3 separate regions of the Homo sapiens genome follow, and regions 1 and 3 are each linked to region 2. A link is a contact called in ENCODE Hi-C or POLR2A ChIA-PET data. All regions are on one chromosome and are shown on one strand. Each heading gives the region's core, a stretch centred on a gene start or an enhancer-like site at or near the end of the contact. The rest is flanking DNA. Distances are from core to core; before and after follow the strand shown.

Region 1 (3,642 bases), core at 914-3,413, 520 kb after region 2:
GGTTTTTTTTTTTTTTTTTTTTTTTGAGACAGAGTCATGCTCTGTTGCCCAGGCTGGAGTGCCATGGCGCGATCTCCACTCATTACAACCTCTGCCTCCCAGGTTCAAGCAGTTCTCCTGCCTCAACCTCCCAAGTAGCTGGGATTACAGGTGCCCAGCCCTTTTGTTGTTGTTGTTGTTGTTGTTTTACAACACCCCTCCAACTCTGTTTTTCCCATTTTCTTTATTTTTTTAAACACTTCATTTTGAAATAATTTTAGACACAAAAAGTTGCAAAAATAGTACAAGGAATTCCCATACACTTTTCACCAAGATTGTCTAAATGTTAAAATGTCATATAACTACAAAAAATTAGAAATTTTACATTGATGTGTCACTACTGTATTATCTAGAGACCTTTCTCACATTTCTCTGATTGTCCCTTTAATGTCCTTTTCCTGGTCCAAGATCCAATCCAGTACAACAGGTTGCATTTACTTGTACGTTTCCTTAGTTTCCTTTAATGCGTATCAGCTGGTTCTCCTCAGTTTTCCTTTTGTGACCTTGATACTTTGTAAGAGTACGGGCCAGTTATTTTGTGAAATGTCCCTTAATTAGCATCTTAAACTTACTATTTATTGCTTAGAATGGTAAGACTAGAATCAGTGTGTACAAATTTCTAATGTGGCCAGGTGCGGTGGCTCACACCTGTAATCCCACCACTTTGGGAGGCTGAGGCTGGAGGATTGCTTTGGCCCAAGAGTTTGAGAGCAGCTTGGGCAACAAAGGGAGACCTCATCTCTACAAAAATTTTAAAAATTAGCCAGACATGATGGTTTGTACCTGTAGTCCCAGCTACTCAGGAGGCTTAGATGGGAGGATCACTTGAGCCCAGGAGTTCAAGGCTGCAGTGAGGTGTAATTACACTCCAGATGGGACTACAGAGTGAGACCCTGTATTTAAAAAACAAAAACAAAAACATTTAGAATGTGACTGACTTCTATGTCAAGATTTTCTAATATTCTTAGCTGTCTGAAGATGAAATAAGTTTATTTGGGTCATGAATTCCCTATCACCATGATACTCAACTAGAGTTAGGATGACCCAGTAGGGATATTACTATTTGGATTAAAGCACTAGATTATGTGTAGGTCAAATGAGTTTTAATTTTCTGAAGAGTTAATAAGATTGTGATTTGATGTAATACATTTAAACTTTCCTGGTTTTGAATTAACTTGCTTGGATTTTATTCAGTTACCAAAACTCTGGCATCAAGGTGATCATGTTTTATTCTGTGATATATATCTTCCCTTTTTTTGTGAGGTTCAAATCATTTTATGGTGAATTTGAGACATGATATAAAGAAAAAGTATTTTTAAATTTGACACATTTCTTAGTAAATAAATTGAAATGAAACAAATAATAATCTCCCTAGGCCTTTAGTTATTGGTTCTGCATGATAATGTGTTGGGGGGTGGAGGGAATCTGAAGTCTAACACATTTAACAGAAGCTAGTTAAACTTTATTTACTGTAGCTACTAATAAAGAGCTATAAACAGGGAAAGGTGTGTGTGTAAATGTTGTTTGTGGTGTCTAGGTAACATTGGTGCAGGAGAGAATTGAACTTGGTTTGTTTTTCTTTTCCTTCAGTTGCAGGAAGAGGCAGAGGAAGAGGAAGAGGAAGAGGACGTGGCCGTGGCAGAGGAAGAGGGGGTCCTAGGCGATAATGTCTCTCAAGATTTCAAAGTCATATGAGATTTGGGATATTTTTTGTACAGGTTGTGTTTGTTTATGTCAGTTTTTAATAAACATAAATGTGGGACAGAGCTGTCTATTTAGTATATCAAAGTTTTAGTAGTTTCCTCCACATTCACGAAATTACCACAGTGAGAGCTAAGCATTTCTACTGGGCAGTTTCATTTTTAGTTGATCAGGTTTTAAGTTTTTGAACTAAAATTTTTCTTTTTCTTTTTATGATGAATAAGGTTAAAATAAAAGCCTTAGACAAATTAAATTTGGCAGAGTTTAATTGAGCAAAGGACAATTCACAAATCAGGTAGCCCCTGAACCATAATAGGCTCAGAGGCTTCAGCCCAGCTGCATAGTTGAAGATTTATGGACAGAAGGAAAGTGATGTATGGAAAATGGAAGTGAGATACAGCAACAGCCGGATTAGTTACAGTTCAGCGTTTGCCTTATTTGAATATGGTTTGAACAGTTCGCTGTCTTTGGTTGGCTGAAACTTAGTGATTGCCACAAGAGTAGGGTACCGTCTGTTTACACGTCCAGTTAGGCTACAGTTCTATGTACTGAGAAACCTTTAAGCTGAACTTGAGATATGTAAAGAGACTTTAGGCTAAACTTAACAATATATATAGGATATATACCCTTCTACTTCACATGCACTGAATATGCATTTTATTGCTTTACTCTTCATTCTGTGGCACCTACCCACAGGGGAAGTAAGAAGTTTGTTTTGGTATTTCGGAAACTAAAGTCCTTATGGGATGGGGTCTAGAATTGATTCTCCTTTCCTGAGTTTTACTCCACGGAGTCTTAGGTACCTGGTAAAAAGTTGTCTTCTAAATTAAGGGTCATTGCTTTGTTGTCTAGCTGCTAATGTCTTACTTTTGTTTCTTTTGCTTTTTAATCAGTTCTTAATAGGATATAGTTTTATGTTTTCCAAGTTATAACTTGGAGTTAATGGTCACTAGATTATCAGTTATGAGCAGTGTTAAAATCTCCTATTAATGTGTAATGTACCTGTCAGTGCCTCCTTTATTAAGGGGTTCTTTGAGAATAAAAGAGAAAAGACCTACTTTATTTGACAGCAAAACTGTTCTAATTGTTAATAAGGACTTTTAAAAATTGTTTTTGATTTGCTAAGCTCAGAAAAAATGTCTCTCAGTGCATCAGTTCTTTGTAAAGCTTACTACGAAGTATTTATATGCTAAGGAAAACAACTGAGGATGTGGGTGGCTTAAATCTGTATTTTCATCATGTATGTGAGTTTTTTTTTTTTTAAGTAAAGAAATTTTCTGCAAAGATCGTTACCTTAAAAAAGTTTAGCCTGGGTGTGGTGGCTCACGCCTGTAATCCCAGCACTTTGGGAGGCCGAGGCAGGTGGATCACGAGGTCAGGAGTTGAAGACCAGCTTGGCCAAGAGGGTGAAACCCCATTTCTACTAAAAATACAAAAGTTAGCCAGGTGCAGTGACAGGCGCCTGTAATCCCAGCTACTCATGAGGCCGAGGCAGGAGAATTGCTTGAACCCAGGAGGCGGAGGTTGCAGTGAGCCGAGATTGTGCCACTGCACTCCAGCCTGGGCGATGGAGTGAGACTACGTCTCAAAAAAAAATCGAGAGAGAGATATATATATGTATTTATATATATATGTATTTATACTAATATATAAATATATACTAATAGATATATTAGTATACATGTAGAATGTACCTGTCATATATATTAGATATATAAATGTATATATTGGTATAAATAAATACTAGATATATATTTTTTTAAGTATCTTACCTCATCAAGTAAATTCAAATGCTTTTTGATTTTTCCACAGTTGATAATTTTTTTTTGTAAGTCATTGAAGTTATATAGTAATTAGCGTTTTTTCCCCCACAAATTATTGGCAGTGGTCACCCAGTTGTAT
Region 2 (3,725 bases), core at 1,160-3,659:
GCAAAATAAAATCAAAAATATATGAAAACTGGATAAATATTAAAAGATAAATCAGACTTCTTAGAAGTTATAGAAATCCTTACTACAAGATATATTCTAATTCCTTCCACTTATCTCGTTTAATAAAATGTTTTAAAATCTATTACGCATCAACCTTCTTTACTATCTCTCAATATAAAGAGCATCCATAATGTGGTGAGACATTTCAAACAACCCACAATAGTCTTATTTCCTGGTCAGGGATGCTTACAACAATTCTGAAAGCTTTGGGAAGCTTGTTGTAAAACCCATACACGTGGAAAAATACAAATAAACAGAAATTTAGAGTAACTGAAATGCACGTTAATTTTAAACAATCTACATTAATTTTCCTTTGATTCAAGATGCGATTTTTGAATTGTATTATTTCTTTGAATGGTATTATTTTGTTTCCTTAATCTTAATCCCCAAAATTGAGCATATCTAACATTATTTCACCGAAGACATTGTGAAATCCTGTCCATATACATGCTCCCTGAAACCTTATTTTAGAGATTATGTGGTTTTGTTTGGACCAAGAAATATTATATAACCCTTAGTTGTTCAGAAACTCTGAACAACTTTGATACATTTACAGAGGAAATGTATCAAACCTAAGAATTCCAATTATTTACAGATAACTGTATTATCAACCACTTAACTATTTTTAAAATGGGATTGTGGTTTTTCATGTCATAAAACCCTCTTTAGAATGTTTTACAAGTGACAATGTTAAGTGCCACACCACCAAAAAGACAGTTACAATAACTGTATGGTACGTACTTTTGTAACCAATAATACAATAAAATAAGTTAACACTGTAATTACCTATGACCAATTATCTTGGTTTTTTACAATAGTTTAGCAAAAAGTTCCTTCAAACTCAAATCACCTATGAAATTTTGGCTCAAAAATCACTTCCTCAATAGCAATTCTCCGTTATCATTTTCAAGGCTAAAAACTAAACCCCTAGGAGCTAAATCGCAAAAAGGAAAAAAAATGCAAAGTAGTCTTTCCAATTTAACTGTCAAACGGATCAGAAAGATTAACATTAATTACTACGATCGCCATTCAACAAACTGTATACATTGCAGTAACTCTGACGTGATAACTTTTTATAGGATGCCTGCAATAGCAGTTTGTAAGTATCTTTCGGGTACTCATGAACTGAGTCAGAATTAAAAGTTCAGAGTAGTTAGTACAGAGCCAGTCAAATGGCAAATAGGACCACACCATGAGATGTTAATGGTACTCCAAGATTCTTCAGGAAACAGAAATCTAGCATTTTCCAAGACGATTATGCACACCTGAGACTTTTGCAGCGAACCAGACTAATGCAAGAGGAAGGAAAGACATGCAAAACCCCAGACAAGCAAAAGAGAACAGCGCTACTCACCAGCAAACAATCCGAATTCACTTCCGATTTGGGATCCCGCAGCAGGTTGTCCATTTTTTCAAATCGAGTCTCAAAACTGTCCCCAGTCGACATGTTGCTGCTGCTGTGACAATGCCCTCTTACCAGCACCAGCAGCGGAAAGCAATTTCAACCAACTTCCTCCGCGGTGGGTTCGCAGCCGCGGGGCGGAGGAGCCGGAACCTCAGGGTCACCAGGTGCGCCCGGTTCCCCCGTCTTCCCCTCACTGAGGGGACCTCCGCTCTCCAGACCCCGGGCCGGGGGCAACAGCGACCCACAGCCGCTCGGACGCCCAAAGTCGCATCCCACCCGGCAGCCCCTCACGACAGCCGACAGCGCCGTCGCCACCAGCCTCGTCGCTCCGGCGAGGTGCTTCAGTCTAGCGGGCCCCGGCCGCCGTCGCCATGGAGGGGTCCCCGTCCCGAGATGGGCAGGAGCGGGTAGAGAAAGAGAAGCAGGGTGGAGACTCCCTCCGGGCAACAAGGGAGGGAGAAGAGGAAAGGCGAAAGCAAAGGGCGGGTGAGGAGCTGTGCCAGCTGCGGCCGCCGCTCGGGCCACGGGCCGGGCCCGCTCCGCTCAGAGGCGCTGTAGACGGTCTAGCCCCGCGTCCCCGGCTCTACTCGGCCCGGCCCGACGCACCGATCAGTCTCGGCCACGAGCTGGTCCACGCAGGACAGCCTCACTCTCCCATTTTGTCCCGTCGCTGCTGGGGCTGCTGCTACGGTGTCCGGTGGGGCAGGGCGAGGTCGATGCCCGATGGAGACTTAGCAGAGGAAAGGCTGGAGAGCGGGCGAAGAGGAAGACGATAGTTGGGTCCCGGCGGCTGCTGATGGGGGAGCTTCTGGGAGGGGCTGCGGTCCCAGCCGGGGAAAGGGCGAGTCGCGGCGGCGAATGCCTGGGGGGTGGGGCGAGGGGGGCTGAGAGGGACTAATATGTCCGCCTTCCTGTTCAAACAAACGGAGACCGCCGGGGCAGACTGCGCATGCGGGGCGCGGACGCTCGGAAGGGGAACCAGCCGGGACCCCGCGCGCGCGCGCGCACTCTGTCGCCTCCGCAGGGTGGGGTGGGGCGGGGCGGTGAGGTGGGCGGGGCCTTGCGGGCAGGCGGTGGAGAAGGCGGACCGCTGGGAGGAGCCGAGTGCGGGTAAGCAGCTGCCGGCAAGGTTCTCGCCTTGGCCGGCTCTGAGGAGCCATGCAGGGCTCTGGAGCGGCCTTGGAGGTCCGGACGGAGGCGGAGCTCTGGCTGCTTCTGATCGCTGTCCCGGCAGATGCCCCAGCTCTGTTTCCTCTGGGTTGCAGCCAGTCCAGAGACTTCTGACGAGGAGAGAGTGCTTGTTCTCCTTGTTGCTGTTAGGGTGGGGCAATAGGTTCTTTTTTAGGCAAGAAGCCTTTTCGTCGGCAGGTACCAGCATTGAGCACCAGTGGCGTTTGGTTTTCAGTGGTACTCCATGGACAGCCCTCCGCGAGCCCCGGCGTTGAACCCATTTACGATTCACTGGGAAAGTTCCGAAGCGCTGCAGCGCTCAGCCCTCCCACGCCAGGCGTGTGTGTCAGGGGAGCCATAAAATACTGACTCCGGAAGATACAGTCAATAGAAGTCAAGCTCAATTTAATTTTTTTAAAGGAAAATAATCTCGTAGAAAAAAATCAATATTTTTAAGTCGTTCGTGTTAGTTCTCATAACACCCCTACTGTAGTTCTCTCCTGGACGTGTAATGCTGCCGTTTCAATGTCAAAACATTCAGTGAAACTTAATTGTGATTTTTATCAGAACTAATGTAGGACATGAGAATAATGGGCATTTCTCCTAGTTCCGTTACTTCGTTGACTGTGGTGTGAGGAAAGGTGAAAGACTTGTCACTCACCCCCGCTGATAAAGTTATGTTCTTCACTGGTTTCAGCAGGAAATCTACCTTAATTTATTCCTCATCAAACTTTATTTTTGCTCAGAAGCCAAATTAAGGATCACTAGAAATAGAAAATGTGGATCTTTTACCCCATGATGGAAAATGCTACAGATGAACCAAAAAGCATCGGAGTAAAAAGCATCGTACAGCATCTGAACAGTCCACCAGCCTTACGATGTGAGTCAGAGGTTAGGAAAATCTTACACTGTTTGAAAAAATGTCTATTTCTATTTTCAATTTATTAAATACAAGAAATATTTAGATATAAAATCCACTATATATATCAAGATAGGACGTTCTTGGTTTATACAAAAATCATAACAAAGACAACTAGACAAACCAGGTATTTCATTAAATGCCTTTGCAGCGACTTTTCTTGGCTCCAGC
Region 3 (3,648 bases), core at 668-3,167, 740 kb after region 2:
TTATGATGCATAGACAAAATTAAGAACGATGTCTGCAAGGGATAGTTGATGGAACAGAGGAGAGAGGAAAGAGGAAAGAATATGCTTTCGTTCTTTTTCAGACCTTTTGAATATAGTTATTCTGAGAATTAATAGGCTTGCAATTTGATTTTTAAATTATGAAAGTTTTATAATTTATAATCTTATAAATTTATAATCTATAGAAAAGTAGAAAAACTACGGATATACCCACCCAACAGATTTGCCAGGTTGGTTGTAGAGCCTTTGACTACGAAGAAATAGTGACCCCAAGTGGTTAAAGGATAATGAATGTCTTCATTGAAGAAAAACAAATTACAGTATTTGGAGGGAGGTATAAACAAGCATGGGATCCTTTTCTGTTAGAGAAATACAAAGAAGGAAATTAATTGAATTAACATGAACTATTTCAGTTGAAGTAGCAAAAATACATTTTAAAAAGTGCTAGCAAGGAAAATGGCAAACAGGCACTCTCTAAACACTGCTGGAGGCTAGGTGGCCAACCCGGCTATATGTACAGACATTACACAATATGCTTTGGTTTAGTAACTCCACTCCTGGAAGTATAACCTGAGGAAATAATTGGAGGAAAAGGTATGGCTACAGTTTTTTTTTCTTATAATAGCGGAATAGGTACAGATATGGTTTTTAGATCAGTTTGCTGTATTATTTTAAACTCTTCAGAAACAATTCAGACAAAAAGACAAATGCAATGGAAATCATTTTAAAAATCAACATGTTATATAGAAAGGAGAAGATAATTATTATGTATTAGGCACTGATTTTATATATTACACATTGAACTACTTTATACATATCTGATTTACTCTTTATCACTCTGTGAAGGATTATTCTTTATTGTTTAGATAAATAATGTTGTAGCTCAACAATGTTAGGTAATTTGTTGGTGTTGGAGGTAGATTTTGAATCCAGGAATGTCAGTGTCTTGATCAACTATGTCTTACTGCATTCTGCATTCTGCTTTTTCTATACTTACATAAATTCTATGTACATACTGAGGTGTAAGTTGGGAAAGTCCATAGAGAGAAAGAGAGAGAGCACACGTGCATGTATTTGGTTGTTTGGATGATGCTGTAGGTGAGTAGTAGTTACCATTTTTGGTGACACAAGAGATGGCTAAATGTGACTGTGTGTTAGAAGGGAGAATAGGTGAAAGACAGATGAGTAGCCAAGGGCTATGGGGTAGGGATACAGGAAGCCAGAGCCAAGGTGGTTAATAGTTAAATGTCCAAGCTCAGATTAAGTGGACATGAAGAAGAGGTGAAAGTGAGGGAGATTATGAATAGGCTGTGGAAGTCTTGCTAGAGATCAGGGAAAAAGAATAGCCCAAAGCTGTGGGCTTCAGGCAGCATGGGAATTGACCAAGTCCTGGAAAAGGGCACTTTAAGGTAGAGTTTCTTAAATGTGGGTAAACAGAAAAATCCCTCGTGGATTTTAGCAATTTGGCTAATCTAGCTAGATTTTTATTAATATTAGAAATCTGTCTTTCAGTCATTTCTTATTTTACTACTTTATTTGTTCGTTGTCTTTTTTAGTTTCCCCTCAAAAGTAGTTTTTGGGGGAAAAAAATATTGAAGCCTCCAGAGGCTTCCTCAGAGGAAATGGAGTTTTTTCTATTCTATATTTTAGGACAGATAGGGAGATGAAGGTAGAATAGAAATAAGTGCCTGTTAAGCTAGGGTATATAAAGATGTGAAAATGAATAACCAGGAAAGTAGAGGATGGGAGGAAAGTGTGTGTTAAATTTCTCTGTGCCTAGGTGTTTTCTTACAGAGGAAATACATTTGGATATAATTGAACTTGTTAAGAGTTACTAGATTTATCTGTAAATGGTCACTGTGCTGTAACCTCTTTTTCTATAGATTGAAGAATGTGTGGTATGCTCTGACAAGAAAGCAGCTGTTCTTTTTCAACCCTGTGGCCACATGTGTGCTTGTGAGAGTAAGTAGCCTATGCAGAGTTCCTCAATATTATTATAAAAATAGAAAGTGAAACAAAAATTATGTTTTTGAGGGTTTTTTTGCTTTTGATTTTGGATAACTCATAAAAAAGTTGATGGGCCTCGAGTACCTTCTATTTCTTTCTCTGTACTAGAACGTCAGCTGTTTCCCTCCATGCGTCTGAGCATTAGGGAAGACTGAATATGCTGTGTTCTGCCACCTTGGATTTTGATTTCAGTTGTATTAGCACAAAAGGGTCTCTTTCCACACATAATAGAAATTTATTTTGAAAAATAAATGTTGAAACATTTAGTCTCGCCTTTGTTCACATATGAAATTAGCACGTCTTCATTTGGCTTCACCTTAATATTGCCTCTCCTGTGTACTTTCCTCACTGCAGAAGAACCAACAGCAACCATTTCTGGGGCTGTAATTTCTGGCCTTCTGTAAGCTTTTATGTCAAGAGAGCTTTTAGAAATCTTTTCTTTGTGAGGGCAGTATTAAAATTTAAAAAATGTTTTTAAGTTTCTTTTAAACATATTCTCTTGAAGTCCTTTGCTTTTCATATTGCCCTTGTTCAAGTTCATACACTGTTAAATATTCTCTTCCCTTTGCTTTTCTTCATTTTGTCAATAAAAGATTTTATTTTATTTTATTTTTTATTTTTGGCACAGTCTCGCTCTGTCACCTAGGCTGGAGTGCAGTGGCACAATCTCGGCTCACTGCAACCTCTGCCTTCCCAATTCAAGTGATTCTCGTGTCCTCCGCCTAGGCAACAGACTGAGACTCAGTCTTAAAAAAAAAAAAAAAAAAAAAAAAATTCCAATAGGCAGCTGGTCAACTAAAGAAAGGGTGAACGTTTTCTTCTGTAACATTTTGCCTAAAGTGACTGTTTCTGTTTACCAAAGAGTGGTATAATGGCTATTACCCAATACTATCAAAAGGGCACATAGAGAATTCTCTGTCTTAAGTAAAAAAGGACTCAGGTTACTTAAGTTTTCATAGGCCAGAGGTTGGCAGACATTTTTTGTAAAGGGTGAAATAGTAAATATTTTTGGCTTTGTAGGCCACATGGTTTCTGTAGTAACCACTCAGCTCTTTCCCACTGCTGTACTCTGCACTATAGTGCAAAAACAACCATGGAAAATATGTAAATAAATGGGCCTGACTGTGTTCAATAAAACTGGTCTCATAAAAGCAGATGACACGTCAGATTTGGCCCTCAGGTGTAGTTTGCTGACATCTGTCATTCACCAAAGTGATACCTACATGAGACTTGAAAGATGATTATAATTATTAGTTGTTCACACAGATTCTAGAGCCTTAATATAATATTTCCCCCCAGGAGCTTCCAGAATTTTTTACATGGCGTTTGCTCCTTTTTTTTTTTTTTTTTTTTTTTTAATTAAAAAAGCTTCAGCTTTAAATTTAGCTTTCTGACTCTGGGCTTGTGCCTTCAACATTTTCACGACGACATTCTGCTCTTTGAAAGGAAAGCATGCTTGGTCCTGTCGTGGATACATTTAGCAGTCATGGAAACACCATTGGTCGTGCTGACACTTTTTAAAATTTTAGACAACCTCACAAGAACTTGAGGTCTCACAGCATAAATCCCTTGAAGTCTGCCTGGGCACACGCCACATGCAGACATTGGTGCTTTCCCTACCTT

The links. A loop is a pair of places that touch in the nucleus more often than their neighbours do. ChIA-PET counts read pairs that join two places held with the same protein, here RNA polymerase II (POLR2A). Pooled maps may share reads with other maps.
Region 1: a pooled map shows a loop between it and region 2 (2.3-fold over the local background). The contact joins the enhancer-like site here to the promoter of ROCK1 in region 2. A Hi-C loop is called at or near these places in 3 of 168 maps with a recorded cell type or tissue (CD4-positive, alpha-beta T cell, CD8-positive, alpha-beta T cell and naive thymus-derived CD4-positive, alpha-beta T cell), 3 of 37 single-sample maps with no recorded cell type and 13 of 50 pooled maps. POLR2A ChIA-PET finds 5 or more read pairs at or near these places in 2 of 52 experiments (HEK293 and activated B cell).
Region 3: a map with no recorded cell type shows a loop between it and region 2 (5-fold over the local background). The contact joins the enhancer-like site here to the promoter of ROCK1 in region 2. A Hi-C loop is called at or near these places in 5 of 37 single-sample maps with no recorded cell type and 4 of 50 pooled maps. POLR2A ChIA-PET finds 5 or more read pairs at or near these places in 1 of 52 experiments (activated naive CD4-positive, alpha-beta T cell).

What each region holds. Positions count from the first base shown.
Region 1 is chr18:21,627,433-21,631,074 of GRCh38, forward strand. It overlaps SNRPD1 (small nuclear ribonucleoprotein D1 polypeptide), which reads left to right. Exons shown (of 4, transcript NM_006938.4): 4 at 1,630-3,642. The coding sequence ends at 1,706. Among named protein-coding and RNA genes, the nearest start is that of SNRPD1, 17 kb to the left of the region's middle. Within about 2 kb of position 2,164, at least 3 of the 41 ENCODE cell types and tissues checked have a DNase peak (open chromatin) inside an H3K27ac peak, as active enhancers do.
Region 2 is chr18:21,109,404-21,113,128 of GRCh38, forward strand. ROCK1 (Rho associated coiled-coil containing protein kinase 1) reads right to left here and starts at 2,410. Exons shown (of 33, transcript NM_005406.3): 1 at 1,415-2,410. The coding sequence starts at 1,507. RefSeq lists enhancers at 2,063-2,651, 2,305-2,599, 2,699-2,918, 2,949-3,008 and a silencer at 2,269-2,658.
Region 3 is chr18:21,851,239-21,854,886 of GRCh38, forward strand. MIB1 (MIB E3 ubiquitin protein ligase 1) reads left to right here. Exons shown (of 21, transcript NM_020774.4): 18 at 1,902-1,980. It also overlaps the pseudogene RPL34P32. Among named protein-coding and RNA genes, the nearest start is that of MIR133A1HG, 22 kb to the left of the region's middle. Within about 2 kb of position 1,918, at least 2 of the 41 ENCODE cell types and tissues checked have a DNase peak (open chromatin) inside an H3K27ac peak, as active enhancers do.